Regions from separate parts of the Homo sapiens genome. Here region 2 is linked to region 1. The links are chromatin loops, found by intact Hi-C in ENCODE. Cell type or tissue: K562. All regions are shown on one strand.

Evidence for each region. Peaks named below come from ENCODE experiments on the same cell type or tissue, not always from the same donor. Only the 100,000 strongest peaks of a DNase experiment are listed, where the experiment ranks them.
Region 2: a loop joins it to region 1, with 2.6 times the contacts of the local background. A loop is called at or near these places in 22 of 110 quality-filtered maps.

What each region holds. Positions count from the first base shown.
Region 1 is chr5:6,708,955-6,716,954 of GRCh38, forward strand. It overlaps TENT4A (terminal nucleotidyltransferase 4A), which reads left to right and starts at 4,478. Exons shown (of 13, transcript NM_006999.6): 1 at 4,478-5,745. The coding sequence starts at 5,030. RefSeq lists enhancers at 3,567-3,626, 6,844-6,893, 7,194-7,253 and silencers at 3,797-4,236, 4,347-4,716, 5,017-5,086, 5,457-5,846. In K562, CTCF peaks have their summits at 3,175 and 4,019; DNase peaks (open chromatin) are centred at 4,007, 4,347, 4,927, 5,737 and 2 weaker places; H3K4me3 peaks cover 4,485 bases.
Region 2 is chr5:6,367,382-6,375,381 of GRCh38, forward strand. It overlaps MED10 (mediator complex subunit 10), which reads right to left. Exons shown (of 4, transcript NM_032286.3): 3 at 6,943-7,045; 4 at 4,493-5,220. The coding sequence ends at 5,122. Among named protein-coding and RNA genes, the nearest start is that of MED10, 7.2 kb to the right of the region's middle. RefSeq lists a silencer at 36-203. In K562, a CTCF peak has its summit at 3,458; no DNase peak of the experiment used is centred here.

The DNA.
Region 1 (8,000 bases):
TGCACTCCTGAAACTCTGTTCAGCCACCTGAGAACAAGCCTGAGTCAGCCTGTTGGATAACAAGAGACTGATGGTCCTTGTCAACTCTGTCAACTCCAGTGCCCCAGCTGCCAGCCAGGCTACTCTAGCCCAGCCAGCCTTCAGCTGATTGGCCAGCTGAGTGGAGCAAGATCAGCTGTGTTTGACCCAGAGCAGCAAAACCACCTAGTTGATTTGTAGACTTGTGAGCAATACCAAACACTTATTTTAAGCCACTAAGCTTGGGGTGGCTTCTTACCCAGCAGTAGCTAATACCTACACACTTTCAGTTATTTGGCACCTGTGAGCAATTGAATTTGGGAACCCTGTTTTAGGTAGAGGTTTTCAGAGTTCACTGTGTTTTAGAATTACTCAGAAAATTTACTTAAAATAGAGATTCCTGGGCTTGCTCCTAGAGAGTTTCAGTAAATTGGGTGAGCTCTAGGTATCTGCATTTTGACCAGCATTGCTAATTCTGGCATGGGTAGTCCATGGAATACACTTTGTAAACCATTTTTTTCATGGGAACAAATCACTAAAATCATGGTGTAATCTCTAATATTATTCCTCCTCCAATATCCGAAGAGAGAGAGGAGAGGGTTTCAGCCCAAAACGGGAATGGGCTGCACTTATCTGTAGAAATTGATAAAGAGAAAGATCTCCCTTGCCCAGCGTCTCAAAAACTGCATTTTACATTCAGTATTGTTTCTTGATTGCATTAAGAAATACACTGCAGCCGGGCACGGTGGCTCATGCCTGTAATCCCAGCACTTTGGGAGGCTGAGGTGGGTGGATCACTGGAGGTCAGGGGTTCAAGGCTAGCCTGGCCAACACAGTGAAACCCCATCTCTACTAAAAATACAAACATTAGCCGGATGCGGTGGCACACACCTGTAACCCCAGCTACTCAGGAGGCTGAGGCATGAGAATCACTTAAACTCTGGAGGCGGAAGTTGCAGTGAGCCAGGATTGCGTTACTGCACTCTAGCCCGGGTGACAGAGTGAGACTCTCTCTCTCTTTCTCTCTCTACACATATACATATATATACACATATGTATATATATGTATATGTGTATATATACATATATATACACTGCTTTTAATTTACATAAAAATATTTATGATCATATATAAATAACAAAACCTTGGTTTTAATTACAAAATGTTGTTTGGTGGCTGGTGGATCAAATCAACGAGGATTAGCTAGAGGCAAACTGCAAAGACAGAGTATGAGGCAATCAAGAAAAACTTAAAATACCTAAACAATGACAACCTGTGTAACAGATCCTGGAAGCTGGACAAGGGCAACTGCCCGTGTCCATTCCCGCTGGGCCAATCAATCAGCTGCCAGTCATTCTGCCAATGTTCACCAAGGACTGATGTGTCAGACAATCCTTGAGCTGATACACAGCAGGGACAAGCCATTCCTATCCTCTCTTCACGGAGCATGCATTCTAATGGGGCGGGGGACACAAATGATAAATGAGATAAAATACATATGACGTGGTATAGTGTCCCCCAAAAAGATATGATCAAGTCCCAACCCTGGGTGCCTGCGAATATGACCTTATTTGGAAACTCTTTGCAGATGTAATCAGGTTAGGAGGAAGACACTAGGGTGCCCTAATCCAATGCCACTGGTGTCTTTCTGAGAAGAGACATGGACACAGGGAAAATGCCATGCGATGATGATGACAGAGAGTGGAGCGCTGCATCCACAAATCAAGGACACAGGGAAACGTCATGCGATGACGTGTCAGAGAGTGGGGTGATGCACCAACAAGCCAAGGAATGCCACGGTTTGCCAGCAACACCAGAAGCTGAGAGGAGAGCATGGGGCACACTCCCTTACAGCCTTCAGAGGATACACGGCCTTGCTGACAACTTGATTTTGGACGTTCAGCCTCTAGGACTGTGAGAGCATGCGTTTGTTGTTTTAAGCCACCCAGTTTGTGACATTTTGTTACTCAGCTCCAGGAAACTAAGGGAGAAAAAGCAAATGGGGAAGGGAAACGGGATGCTGAGGGTTATGTTTGCAGTTTAGACTAAAGAGCCACTTGGACGTCCTCACTAAGATGGGGAGGAGGGAACGCATGTCAGGCAGATGGAACAGCAAGTGCAAAGGCCCTGAGGCAGGAGTGTGCCAGGGGTGCTTCTGGCTGGTATTGTTTGGGCTAGGGAAAGCGCTGGGAGGTGAGGGCAGGGGAAGAGGGGAAGGACCAGGGGATAAGGGACTTGCAGGTCATAGCAAGGTTGTTCCATTTTGCTGAATGAGAAAGCCACTGGAGGGTTTTGAGCAGAGGAGTGGCATGGACTGAATTTTTTAAAATGTCAACTTTAAATTCTGGGATACACGTGCAAGACGTGCAGGTTTGTTACATAGGTAAATGTGTGCCATGGTGGTTTGCTGCACTTGTGAACCCATCACCTAGGCATTAAGCCCTGCATGCATTAGCTATTTATCCTGATGCTCTCCCTTCCCCTAACCCCCAACAGGTCCCGGTGTGTGTTGTTCCCCTCCCTGTGTCGATGCATTCTCATTGCTCAGCTCCCCCTTATTACTGAGAACATGCGGTGTTTGGTTTTCTGTTCCTGTGTTAGTTTGCTGAGGATAGTGGCTTCCACCTCCATTCATGTCCCCACAAAGGTCATGATCTCATTCCTTTTTACGGCTGCATAGTATTCTAAGAGTGGCATGAGATGATTTTTAAAATAGTAACATCTTTTTTGTTTTTTAAAAAGGATCACACGAGCAGCTGTGCAGAATGTGGGAAACCAGCTAGAAGGCACTGCTTTAAAATGGACGGGTGGCGGGGAAAGAGGGGTGGAGGGAGGAGGAGGGGTAGCAGTTGGGTTCTGGTTGTTTCGGGCAGTGGAGCCAAGAGGATGTGTTCATTGTGGACAGAGAGAGGAGCCAGGCATGACCAAGGATTTTGGACTGAGCCATTGGAAGCAAACAGCTCCAGAATAACGGCCGTTTGACTTGTGTGTGATTTTCTGTAGTTTACTGAATGCACGTTCTAATCCTTGGTCATGATTTCCACGTGTACAATATGAAGGTATTTGAAAACGTCTGAAACATTCATTTTCATTACTAACCACCACCACTTGCCCCAAAGCCTTTGTATGCAACACACGGACCTTTCCTGTTGGGGCGATGTTTGAAGGGTCAAGTGCTTAGTAATGTCTACTCATCTGTGCTGGAGACGAGGGGGTAGCATTTACAACACGCCTGTACGAAGGCCAGGTCCCGTTCTACTTAAAAGGCTTGGAGCCCGGGCGCCACTGGGCTAAGGCAGCTTCAGGGCCCTGGCCCGGGAGTGCATTTGCGGGGACTCCGCCTGAAGACAGGGCGGCAGCCGCGGGGCCTCACGTCGCCCAGGCTCGCGGGGCACCGCGATGATCAACGACACTGGCGTTTGCTTTGGACCTCACAGGATGTGTGGTTGGCGCTGTATTCCAAACAGTGCCACTGTCAACCCGGCTTCCATCGCGCTCGGGACACCGGGATGGCAAACGGCAGGCTGTGGATGGCGGGCGGTTTCCCACTGACTCCTGCCCGCTCGGTGCAGCTGGAAAAACCGAAGCCGGGGGCCGGACGCGCCGCCCACCAGCCGTTCCTCGGCTAGCACTGCCCATTTTGCCCAGGGAATTAACTTGGAAGTTTTCACTTCACTTTTCGCATAGAAAATCATTTTAAAAAGCAAACCAAACGCCTGTAAGCAGACCCGCTAGGGAGCAGGACTCTGCCGCGTGTCCTTCCCGGCTCCGGAGCGGCGGAGCCAGCCACCCGGCACGGCACGCTGGCCGCTCACCCCGCGAGGTGCAGGGAGCACGTGGGCCGACGCGCGGACCCCAGAGAGCGCAGCGTGACCTGCTGCACGGACCCTCGGATGAGAGACCTGGGGCGGGATCTGCGACCGGGGCCCGCCCTTACGTCAGGAGGGAGGGCCGGCCGGCGGGGGAAGCGCCTGCGGTGGCGTCCGCTGCCCCCGCCCGGCTGCTCGGAAACTTCCACCGGCGGCGGTGACGGCCACGCTGCCCTGCGCACGCGCAGCGCGGCTCAGGCGGCAGCCCGGTGACACCGGCCCTAGCGCGCATGTCTGCACGCCGGGGTCTGCGCGCCGCGGCGGGCCGAGGGCGGCGTGCGGGCCTTCCAGCCGCTGCCTATTCCACCCAACGCCGGCCTAGTCAGTAATGGCTCAACGCCACCGCCTCTCCCTCCAGCCCCTCCCAGTCGCGTAGCTTCTGACGCCGTCCTCACCCCGCCCGCGGCCGACGGGGCCCCAACGCGCAGGCGCGGTAACCACGGCGGCAGTGTCTAGTGAGGATTTGAAATCGGTCGCGCGTGCGCACCGGCGACACGGCCCGGCGACCGAGGCCGCGCTTCCTCCTGCCGCCCCCGTCCCCGCCCCCTCCCCCGCCCCTCATTGGAGCGGACGCGGCGGCGGCCCCCTCCTTCCCCCGCGCTGTCGCCGCCGAGAGTGTCTTTTCACCGCCGCCGCCGCCGCCGCCGCAGGAGCGCCGAGCCAGCGGCGCGAGCGTGACTGAGGGCTAGCCGCACGGGCGGCGGCGCCTCCCGCGGGTCCTTCAGCCGCTCGGCGCCTGGGCCCGCCCCCTCGGCCCCGCCGCCCGCCCTTCTCCGATGGCCTCTCCCCGCGGCCCGAGTGGAACGCCGCCGCCGCCGCGGCCCCCGCGCCCGCCCCGCGCCGCGTGAAGCGGGAGCCCGGAGACCGCAGCCGCCCGCTGGGACGCGCCAAGCGCCGGAGCCGCCCGCCGCGGCCTGCCGGGGCCCATCACCGCCGCCGCCGCCCCACGCCGGAGCCCGACGGGAGCGCGGCTAGAGCAGGAGGCCGGGGCTCGGCCCGCCCGCCGCCGCCGCCGCCGCCGCCGCCACCGGCCCAGGCCCGTCCGTCCGTCCGTGCGCGCGCGGCCGGGCCTCGGGGCGCGGCGGGGGCGGGGCCGCGTCGGGGCGGGCGGGCGCGCGGGCCCCGCGGGGGCGGCGCGTGGATGGATCCGCGCGTGGCCTGGATCCAGCCCGAGCAGAAGGGGCCGGCCAATGCCCTGTGGATGCAGATCTGGGAGACCTCGCAGGGCGTGGGCCGCGGCGGCTCGGGCTTCGCGTCCTATTTCTGCCTCAACTCGCCGGCGCTGGACACGGCGGCCGCGGCGGGGGCGGCCGGGCGGGGCAGTGGCGGCCTGGGCCCCGCGCTGCCCGCCGCGTCGCCCCCGCCGCCCGGCCCCACCGCGCCCGCCGCGCTGCCCCCCGCGCTGCTGACGGCGCTGGGGCCCGCGGCCGAGGGCGCGCGGCGCTTGCACAAGTCGCCGTCGCTGTCGTCCTCGTCGTCGTCCTCCTCGTCCAACGCGGAGTCGGGCACCGAGAGCCCCGGCTGCTCGTCGTCGTCCTCCAGCAGCGCCTCGCTGGGCCGGCCGGGCGGCGGCCGCGGCGGCGCCTTCTTCAACTTCGCCGACGGCGCGCCCAGCGCCCCTGGCACAGCCAACGGGCACCCCGGGCCGCGCGGCCCCGCGCCCGCCGGCTCCCCGTCGCAGCACCAGTTCCACCCGGGTCGCCGGAAACGCGAGAACAAGGCCAGCACCTACGGCCTCAACTACCTGCTGTCCGGCAGCCGCGCGGCCGCTCTCAGCGGAGGGGGCGGCCCCGGGGCCCAGGCGCCGCGGCCCGGCACCCCGTGGAAGAGCCGCGCGTACAGCCCGGGCATCCAGGGGTGAGTGCGCGGGGAGGCCGCGGGGGCGGGGGCGGGGCCCATGGTCCTGGCCGGCGCCCGCGGTGCAGACACCCGTCCCAGGCGCCCGGGCTTTTGGAGGATGGATGTTGAAGGCTAAGGCCAAGGCCCGACTCTGCACTGAAAGTTTTTTTTTTAAACATCAGACTCATTTATCGTGGAGTGACTTGCCCAGATCCTACAAGTAACAGTCCAAGAAAAGGGGCTGCTGGGTAGGACCTGCAGGTATTTGTCTTTTTTACTCTTGAGATTGGAACGGGAAATCGACTCTCTACCCCTCCACCCCGCCTCCGGGCAAGTGAGGAACCCCTTGTCAAAGTGGGGCGTAGATAAGTGTGGAGTTTCACGTAAGTTAAGTTGCAGAATAATTTAGCATTGCCAGGAACTCGAATCACGTCGAAGGTAAATATTAACCTTTTTAATTTCATTTTTTAAAAAAATTTAACTGTCAACTTAGAGGTGATTCATTTTTTGGGGGGTGTTGTGTCCTTTAATTTTGTGCTGCAATTACCATAAGCATCGCCTATGGTTTATAAACATTGGCTTAATTCAAAGAAAAAACCAGATTTGTCATATATGTCTATTCTTTGGAAGGTGCCATTTTTATTTTAAATATTTCTACATCCGCCTAGAGGGAATTAGAGGCTCTACTTAAATTTAGTGCACTTACAGACGGCAAGGAATGAAACGAAAGGTGGTGTGTGTTTCGGGGTTGGAATTGTCCCAGGTGAGGCTGTTCAGGTGTGATGCTGTTGACGCAGCCCCTTTGCCATTTTGGGCTTTTCTGAGCGTCTGGAAGCAATTTATGTGTAGGTTGTATGTCAGTATTTTAAGACTTAAATGATAATTTTTCCTTGCACAATTTTTCCCCCCAATTTAAAAAACAATTAAGGATTTGCTGGGGTATGAGGGTTGTTGCATGCAGTAGAGTCCTACAAATAACCACAATTGCTAGGTGTTGGGAGTTCTTATAGTAAACTTTTGCTTGTAACTCTTTTTCTCATTTGAAGTATGTTGGGAAACACGAGTTGATACTTCTTTAAAGCGTGTGATACACTGTAATAGCTGCATGTTCTGTAACTTATTTCACCTGGCTTGGGCTACAAGCGATACCTTCTAAATTTCCCGAAGTGTAAACATGCAGTGCAGACGCCGGCAGGAGCGCAGACTCCTCTTCTCTCCCTCCAGTTCTTACCTGTAGAACTTTCTGAGAGCAGGTGGTTGGGAGCAGTTTCTTCTTGATGAATAGCAATATATACCTAAGGGCTCGCTTGGGGAGGACCTTTAGGTTTCCAGCCTGTTATGTAACTGGAATGGACTCCGTTTCTCTTAGCACTAGAAAAAACAGGAAGACACGTGGTCTCTGCCAGTCTTGGGTTGTACCTCTGCTCTTAGAAAGTGGTAGCGCATCAGGTCCCATGCACCTCACTTGGGCTCCCCGAGCTGTTTCCTCCAGGTAACTCTAGTCAGGCTCAGTAGGTGGTGTTGCTTTTGTTAGTGAATGAGCCCACTAGGATCAGGTGCTGTGCTAGGATCTGGGGATCTGGGGCAGGGACGGCATGGGAGACACAGTCTCATGATCTTGACCCACCCTGAAACCTGCCTGCAAGTGCCCCCTGCCTAGAGCACAAGAGTACCCTGCTCAGTTGTGCAGGTCCCCTCTCACGCTCTTCGTCACCCACGTCCAGTCTCTCATCACATGCTGTTCGTTTGGCCCTTTTAATCTCTCCACACCTCATCCTCCCTCATGCAGGCTCTTGTTACTTCTGTGGAGATTGCTCAAGCAGCCGGAGGTGCCTTTGATGCACTCTGGTCCTGCTTGAGTCCTTTCCCATCACAGGTAATGGGGCAATCTTCTCTGCCAGCAGGTCTGGTCAGATTCCCCTTCACCCTGTGATGTCACCTCCCCCATCTCCAATCCCCCACATTAAAGACTAAAGCCTAAAACTCAGCAACACCTCCAGGGCTCTGCTGCTCAGATGCCCCTAGGTCCTGGCTCCTGGCCCCACCCCTTGCCAACCCGTTAGAACCTAGCTGTAAGGCAGTATGGTGTAGGGCATGAGAGGGCTCTGAAGCCCACCAGGAGGTCTGGTTTGATACTGCAGTCATGCTCTTGGAACTTTCCTTTTCCCCTTTGCTGGAGACCTCTCCTTGCCTGTCTCTGGGTGGTGTGTACCATGCCTCCAGTATGGCCTTGGGTGCATCCGCTTCCTGCCGTCTCTGCCCAAAGGGGCCTG
Region 2 (8,000 bases), 340 kb before region 1:
TGGAGGTTCCTGGGGAATAGCAGAGGGGGAAAAAAATGGAAGTTGGGTTACAGAAGTGTAGGACTCATTTAGGCTGGGCTATAAACCTGGAATCTCAGCACAGGATGGTAACCGGTGCCAGGGAATAGATGAGCTTGTCCAGGGAGAGGGTGGGTAAGGAAAGATGCCTCGAGGAACCCAAACCTGAACCTCTGCTGGAGCATGCTGTTTAGAAGTCAAGGAAAGAGAGGGCTCTCCGGAAGCTGTGCTGGTTGGAATGGGGTCTGGATTCAGCATTTTAATAAGCTCCTTGGTGGTTCTGCCACGAGTAGGCAGAAGTCTGCCTTGGAGAAACTCATTCAGATGGAGCTTGGACAAGGCCGACCCTCAGCTAATGTTGACTGAATCAACGTGTTTTGTAATTATGTATTTGTCCGTCTTTCTGTATCAATACATACAGATCTTCATTCCTTCATTCATGTTAGTCATAGCACAGTTATCCAGCAAATGGATAAAGCACGATTTATCTAAGCCATTATTAATGGACATTCAAGTTATTGCTTGAATATAATGTAAAATTTATATAATGTAAAATTTATATAATGTAAAAATTAACACCTGCCTATTCTTCTGCTGGGTTTTCTTATTTGTGAAAGAGCTCTGCATAGTAGTCATGAAGTTCCTTGTGATATGTATAATAAGTATTACAACTGGGCTCAGTGGCTCACACTTATAATCTCAGCATTTTGGGAGGCCAAGGAGGGAGGACCACTTGAGGCCAGGAGATTGAGACTAGCCTGGGCAATATAGTGAAACCTGATCTTTACAAATGAAAATAAAAAACATTAGCTGGGCATGGTAGTGCACACCTATAGTCCCAGCTACTCAGGAGGCTGAGGTGGGAGGATCCCTTGAGCCCAGGAATTTAAGATTACAGTGAGCTATGATTGTGCCACTGCACTCCAACCTGGGCCAGAGTGAGTCCCTGTCTCTATTTTTAAAAAAAAAAAAAAAAAAAAGAACTTTCTTAGCTTTTTTGCCTTTTGAGTTTATGGTGTTTTTAGCCTTATGTTATTTATTTTTTTCTAACAGCTATACAGCCAAATGTATCGATCTTTTCCTTTGTAACTTCTTAGGTTTGTGATACATTTAAAAAGTTTAAGAAGTGGTACACCTGCCACCTAACGTCACCTGAGTCTTGACAGAACCAAGGACTGTATATTGTCGAACTCCCTTGGGGCAATGGCACCTCTGTCACTTGGACAGATGGGTCACTTCTGTGCAGGTGAGTGGCAGGAAACACAGCAGGCTCACCTGGCTATACAGGGTAAACATGTGACCTCGTTTGTAGCCAGCACCTGTATTGTCACTGACTGTAGAAATATTTTAATGAGGCACTCATATATATTTGATAGGATTCAAAAAATGGAAATAAAAAAAGAACACAGAAAACTGATAAACTACTCAGTGACATTACTGATACTCCCCAAAGATGAGCGCTTCCCCTTGTACCTAACACCTGGTTATTTCAGGACTTGAGCACAATAGAGACAGATGGTATCACAATCCTAATCAAGTGTAACTCCAACAGCTCAACTTCCAGGAATTTACCCTAAATAACAATTGAACAAGTGGAAGATGTATGGTCAAAGATAATAACTTCATATTAGTGAAGAACTGGGAAGCACACAGGTACCCAATGGGAGCTGATAAACTAAGCCCAGGAGAGCCACAGTCTTGTGACGTGGCAGGCACAGGCCCAGCTCTCCCATTCGTTAGCTGGGTGACCTGAGCAGGCGCCTCAGGTCCCTCATCTGTAAACCTCACCGATTTACTGTGGGAATTGAGGCAATGCATGGAAAGTGCTTAACCTGTGTCCAGCATGTAAATAACAACACATCTGCTGTTAGCACATTAATGGAACGCTAAATATTAAAATTATGTGAGAGGAAGTTTGAGTTGCCCAGATTTCATGGCATCCTGTTAAAAGAATAAAGGTTACCAACTCATGTGCATAGTAATAATTCCACATCTAGTTGTTCAGTGTGTGTGCACATCTGTGCAAGAGGAGAACATCTAGATGGATGAAAATCACAATAGTAACAATTTGGGCAGAAATGTGGAGATTTTTGTAGCTCTATTTTTCAGTTTTCTGTAATGAACCCTTCTGATTGTACACCCAAAAAGATAAAGAATGTTCTAGTTCTGTGTAAAGGTGGGGCTTAATTTTCGCTTTTTCATTCTGACCCACAGAGGCAGCACAGATTATCTAGAACAGTGACACAGGCTCAGGCCCTGTTTGAGTCCATACCTGCCTCGTGGTGGTTCAGCGGTGTCCTTGGGCATAACAAAAATCAGTAGGCCCTGGGGCTGTTTGCCCGATCTGTGTCTGCAGGAAGAAAGGGGTGGGGAAGAAGAGGTCAGAAGCAAAGCAGGGATTGGAACGAACTGGGTGGCAATGGGCAGGGGTGATGTGAAGCAGCTGATCGAAATGGCTGATACCGTCCCAGGATGACTCTCGCAATCATTCTTTTAACCAAAATGAGGTCTTTGAGAAGAAGGGATGAAGGGCCAGCCAGGTGTGTGCACCTGAACCCAAGCTCCTCCGGGTGGAGAGCTCTGGAAGGCAGTGTCAGTGACAGTCACAGCATGCCTCGCCGAGTGTCAAACGCGGCCTGGAACCCTCCAGTCCTCTCACACTGACATCAATTCCGAGCTAAGTAGATTCCTCAGCATTTCAGGAGATTTGAAAGTGATGGGCACTTGTGACTAACAGTAATGGCAGGTGGGGTGGAATTAAGGGGCATGTGGCCTGTCACAGTGTCGAGGGGCTCCAACACCTCTTCATTGCCTGGGGACCCACTGTGGTGGTGTCATCAGACACACTGATGAAAGTTAGGAGTTCCAAGGCAGTGCATCCATATACCCAAACTTTTACTCAAAAAAAGACTGGTGAATATTCCAGAATAATGTGTGACAGCTACACCGCCCCTGCTGGGCCTAGGTCAGCAGACTTGTCATGCTGTGGGCTACCAGATACGCATCTCTAGCTGACAGTCACCCTCTCTTCCCAAGGCTCAGACATCAAGATTAAAACAGCTTGAGGCCACCCGATTAACTCAGTCCCAGGATATGTAGAACAGCCCCTACTGCCGGCACATCCTCCATGTTTCAGAGCCCAGGAAGAGGGGACTGTGGACACTTTGGACCCACCCAGAACCAGCACAGAGGGAGGCGAAGCTGCAGGGCTTCGGGCACGTTAAGCCCTGGTGCCCCAGCTTCAACATCAGTAATATAAAGAAAGCCGGACCTCACAGGGCTGGTGAGGGCCAGGTGAGTTGATGCAGGTGAAGTGTGTGGGAAGAGCCCAGCGAGCCGCGTGCCCACATGGCCCTCGTGCAGCAGCCAATAGTCAGCATCCTGATGCCAGAAAAACAAGGCGGAACAGCGATTCAGGCACCCGAACCTGCCAGCAGGGGCCTCCTCTACTCTAGCAGAAATTCTTCCCCTTGGTAGCAGTAGGAGTCCTTTTCTGGTGCTGTTTTGGAGAGAACAGAACTGCTAGCGAGGGACCAGCTTCCTAAGGGGCCTGGCCCCTGACTCTTGGTAAATACGACCCTCCTGGGGAGTATTCTGGACTGAGTTGCATCCCTCCAAAACTCCAGTGTCAAAGCCCTAACCTCAGGACCTGAGAATGCAACTGTATTTGGAGACAGGTTCTTCAAAGAAGTAAGTTAAAAATGGGTCCTTCGGGTGGGTCCTAATACCATCTAACTGCTGTTCTTAGATTCTAAAGAGGTTAGGACACACAGAAGAGACACCAGGGCTGTGACACACACAGAGGAACGACCACGTGAGGTCAAAGTAAGCAGGTCTGCAAGCCAGGGAGGCCTCGGGAGAAACCCACTCTGCAGGCACCGTGAGCTTGTACTTCCAGCCTCCAGAACTGTGGGAAAATACATGTTTGTTGTTCAAACCACCCAGAATGTGGTGTTTTATTCCGGCAGCCCTGGCTAGGATCGAGGCTGGTTCAGGATCGCTCGTAGGAGGCAAATTAACACAGATTCCCAGGGCCCATCCTAAAGCCTGAGGCTCAACACGTCTGAACTGGGGCCCTACCTTAATAACAAGCCTGCCCAGGCCATTCGGACACAGGGGTCTATAGGTCAACCTCCGCACAGGCCGCACTAGGGCCTCAACTCCAAGGGTGGCCCACAGATCACAGAAACAGCACCACCTGCAGTTCATGAAAAATGCAGTTTGCAAGGCCCAACGGACGTGTGAATCCGAACCTGCAGGTTCACAGAATCCCCTCAGGATCTGTAAGCACACTGAAGCTGAAACAGCCCTGCCGGGCGTCTTTCCAGAGTGTCAATAAATTGGTGTACTATAGCCGCTAGGAAAGGTTTGTAGAAAAAATTGGAGTTCTGCATTTTGCTTTAGCTTTTCCTGCCTAAATGCCTGGAAAACAAATTTTCTTATGAATATTACCAACCCTCTGGGAAAGTAATAATTAACTGTTTACAAGACACATTGTATTATATTACAAAAATAATTACATGGAATAAGCCACATACTTAGTTTATTATAGGCATGTCTAATTGAAATCCATGAAAACAGTTACATTTAAAACATTCTTTATGCACTATACTTGAAAATGTAAAATATAATACCACTTAAGTACTTCCCACATTAAACTGATTTTTCTTTTTTTAAAAAAATTTTTCCTAGTCGTTATTTAGCTTTCGGACACCATAATACAATAGAACAGAAAGAGTATGTTAAAAGAAAAATATTAGGTAGAATGTTGTAAAACTTTTAATTTACCCATCATATTTAACATTTCCAAGACTATTTTCCTGCGCCTCATCTGCCCTCAGAGAGAATGATCCCCACAGTGATGAGGGGTCAGCACTCTGAAAGCCAGTTGACGCCAGACAAGCTGCTGGAACAGCTGGGGCACAGCTCCGCCTCTCCTCCAGCCCCTCGGTCCCATGAGGCCAAACAATGAGGACAGAGGGGCTGAGGGGTGTGTCCAGGGCCCAGTCCCACCTCAGCAGGAAGGTGGCGTCAGCACTCGCAGTCCCAGCCTCACGCCGCATCGCAGTCCCAGGGGATCTTCACACAGGGAGGGTGAGCTGGTTAAGAAGGCGGGTGATCCTCCCCCCGGATGCTTCGATACTTAGCCATGTCTTCCGGAAATACTTTAGAAAGTTCTTGAATCAACAGGCTTTTAAATTTCTACAAAGAAAATACATTATCAAAGGAGCTCTTCACATCAACACTCCAATAACTATTTAAAATATGCCTTTTGGAAGTTTAAACACATGGCCCACTAAGCAATACAGGGCCACGGGACTGACCTGAGACTTCCACTGATCTCAGAGAGGAAATGACACCAATAGCAACATATGCAAAAGGAAGCGACACTGCACAGCCCCGGACGTCACCACCAGCAGCACAGTTCTGTACTGCCCAAAGGCACCAGTGTGACAGGAGCCTGCTGGAACTGTAAGCCACGTCCCTGGTGACCCAGTGGCTGTGTTCACATGGAGAGAGACGTTTCTGTTGGCCAATATAATTCTCACTCAGCTTTATCAAGCGAAACGGAACAATCAAAACGAGCGGCCCTCACTATTGATAAGGAGTGCACTGGCTCTGAAGGTGACGCTGGACTCAACAACTCCTCAATCCCAAATGGACAAAACAGAGATGAGGCTGTGGGAGCCATAAGAACAACTATGACAAAACACCACTTCTGAGGTGTGCTGTTTACCACCAGGAGGGGATCACCTGAATGGGATTCTGGAAGCCCTGTGACCTGCCTGTGACTAGGCAGGTCTCCTTCTGACAGCTCCTCCCCTTGCTCCTCCCACTCGGCCAGAGCGCCAAGAGGCCACTGTGTGACCATCCCTGCCTGCGCACATTAGCCATGGCTGAGCACACGTGTCCCAGTCTGGCACCAGGCATCAGTGGGAACAGAACACTCATGTCCTCTGTGATCCTGGAGCTCAAGCAGCCGGCAGAGGAGACAGAACAAACAGAAAAAACAAAATTAAAAGGTAAATCTTGACCAGCATTCTCAAGGAAAGCTTTAGAAAAGGCTGGTCCCAAAGGCCTCTTTGAGGAGGTGAAATCATCTGAAACTGGAAGGATAGAGTCGCTTGTGCAAAGAGAACATGGAAGAGCTCCAGGCGGAGAAGATGACAGGAGAAAAGAACACGAACGAAAGGGTTGGATGTATTCCAGAACCGAAAACCAGGCCGGCGTGGATGGCCGGGAGGAGGAAGAGGCACCTATTGTGAGCTGGGAGGAGAGGAAGGCAGAGGTCCCTGCTGCACACGGCAACAGTCGCATGGCGCCAACAGAAATGAGTGGCCGTTAAGTCCAAATAAAGAAACAAAACACCAATTTGAACTACATTTGAGTCAATTTAAGAAAAAATTACATATTTCATGTTCAAGTGCAGAGAGTTCTCTACATCTCATCAAGGCAAAGAAAAACTAAGTGATCTGGGGAATTTCATGACAATGGATATGGTAAAAAGAAGTTTGGAGGTCAGAAGCTGGACAAAGAGAAAAATCAATATTCAAGAATCCTCTAAAACAAAGAACCATGACTACAGGGAAAGCCTTCAACAGTAGGAATTACTACAGAAATAGAAAGTATCAATGCAATAAAAGTGCATCTTAAAAAAATGAAAATGATCACAGCCAGTGAGAACTACTATCACAAAAATTACTCTGGATTTCCTTAAGAGTAAGATTAGTGTATGTTTTTTATGCTATTACGCAGCTGATATCTAATTTTACTTACTGCCTATTACACAATTCAGAAATCTCAATATGTGAAGTTATGAAAGTCAATATTCTAGCAAGTATGGAAAAAAATGAGTCTCTTAACCAAATTCCACTGAGAAGGCATCTCTTCCCACTGTATTTCTGACACTCCTTAGAGTCTTACCTTCATGGTGTCGATCTTGCCTTTAACTTGCTCATTTTTAGCTAGAGCCCTCTCCAGGCACTCTTTGGTGTAGAGCTGGGGATTTCGACCTTGATCTATATATCTGGAAACACGATATATTTCAATTAGCATTCTCATGACTGACACCTATTCTCACAGCTTTCTGAAAGGTATGGGGGAATAAAGGTTAGGTATATATAACTGCACACGGCCTTGTTTAGACAAAACTCAGTGTAGGAACCAGGGGAATTAATATTCCCTCATTTACACAAGTACAGATCATCTGATTTCATTACTTCTGATAATACGAACAGCTCATAAAATCAAGTAATGATCACTGATAAACCCAAGCACGCTTCACAAGCCATACCACTTTACATGTGTTTAGCATTTGCACTTTTCAAAATTCGTTCATGCTATTTATTACCTTTTTGATCCTTACAGCAGCTTGTATGGTAAGGCAACTCTTGACAAAAGAAAAAACTAAATGAGATCCAGGGGTTCGGGCCTGGGTGACATAGGCGGATCCTTCCACGATGCAGCCTCCATTCTAGGTCAGCCCTGCTGCTTGGCAAAGCCCCTCCTCCTCTGTGGAGGAGCTTCAGGGGAAAGGAAAGGAGAACTACAAGCACAAGAGCCCCAGCCCTGACGACCCCAAGATCCTTTTACAAACCATTCCACTGCTTTAAAAAGAAGAGGCGGCTTGATATACCACTTTACTAAATACACCTAGGTAACTTAAATATAACAGAGACATTCTGGCCAATTATTTCTAAACAGTATAAAACTGTTACTTAGAATTTCTGACACTTCCCCCAGAAATTATCTTCAGTATCCTGAAGATTTAATTAAACATACTGCCTAGATCAATACCTATATTTTACCAAGAGCAGGCCACCTACCTTTTTCTGTACCCTAAAGAAATCCTTATCATTCAACTAAACTGAATCATTCATTATTTAAAAAACAAAAAACAAAAACTGAAAACTAACTCTACTTTCGAATTTTATAATTGAGGCCAAAAATATATAATCACTTCAGAACAAGATATCATTAGG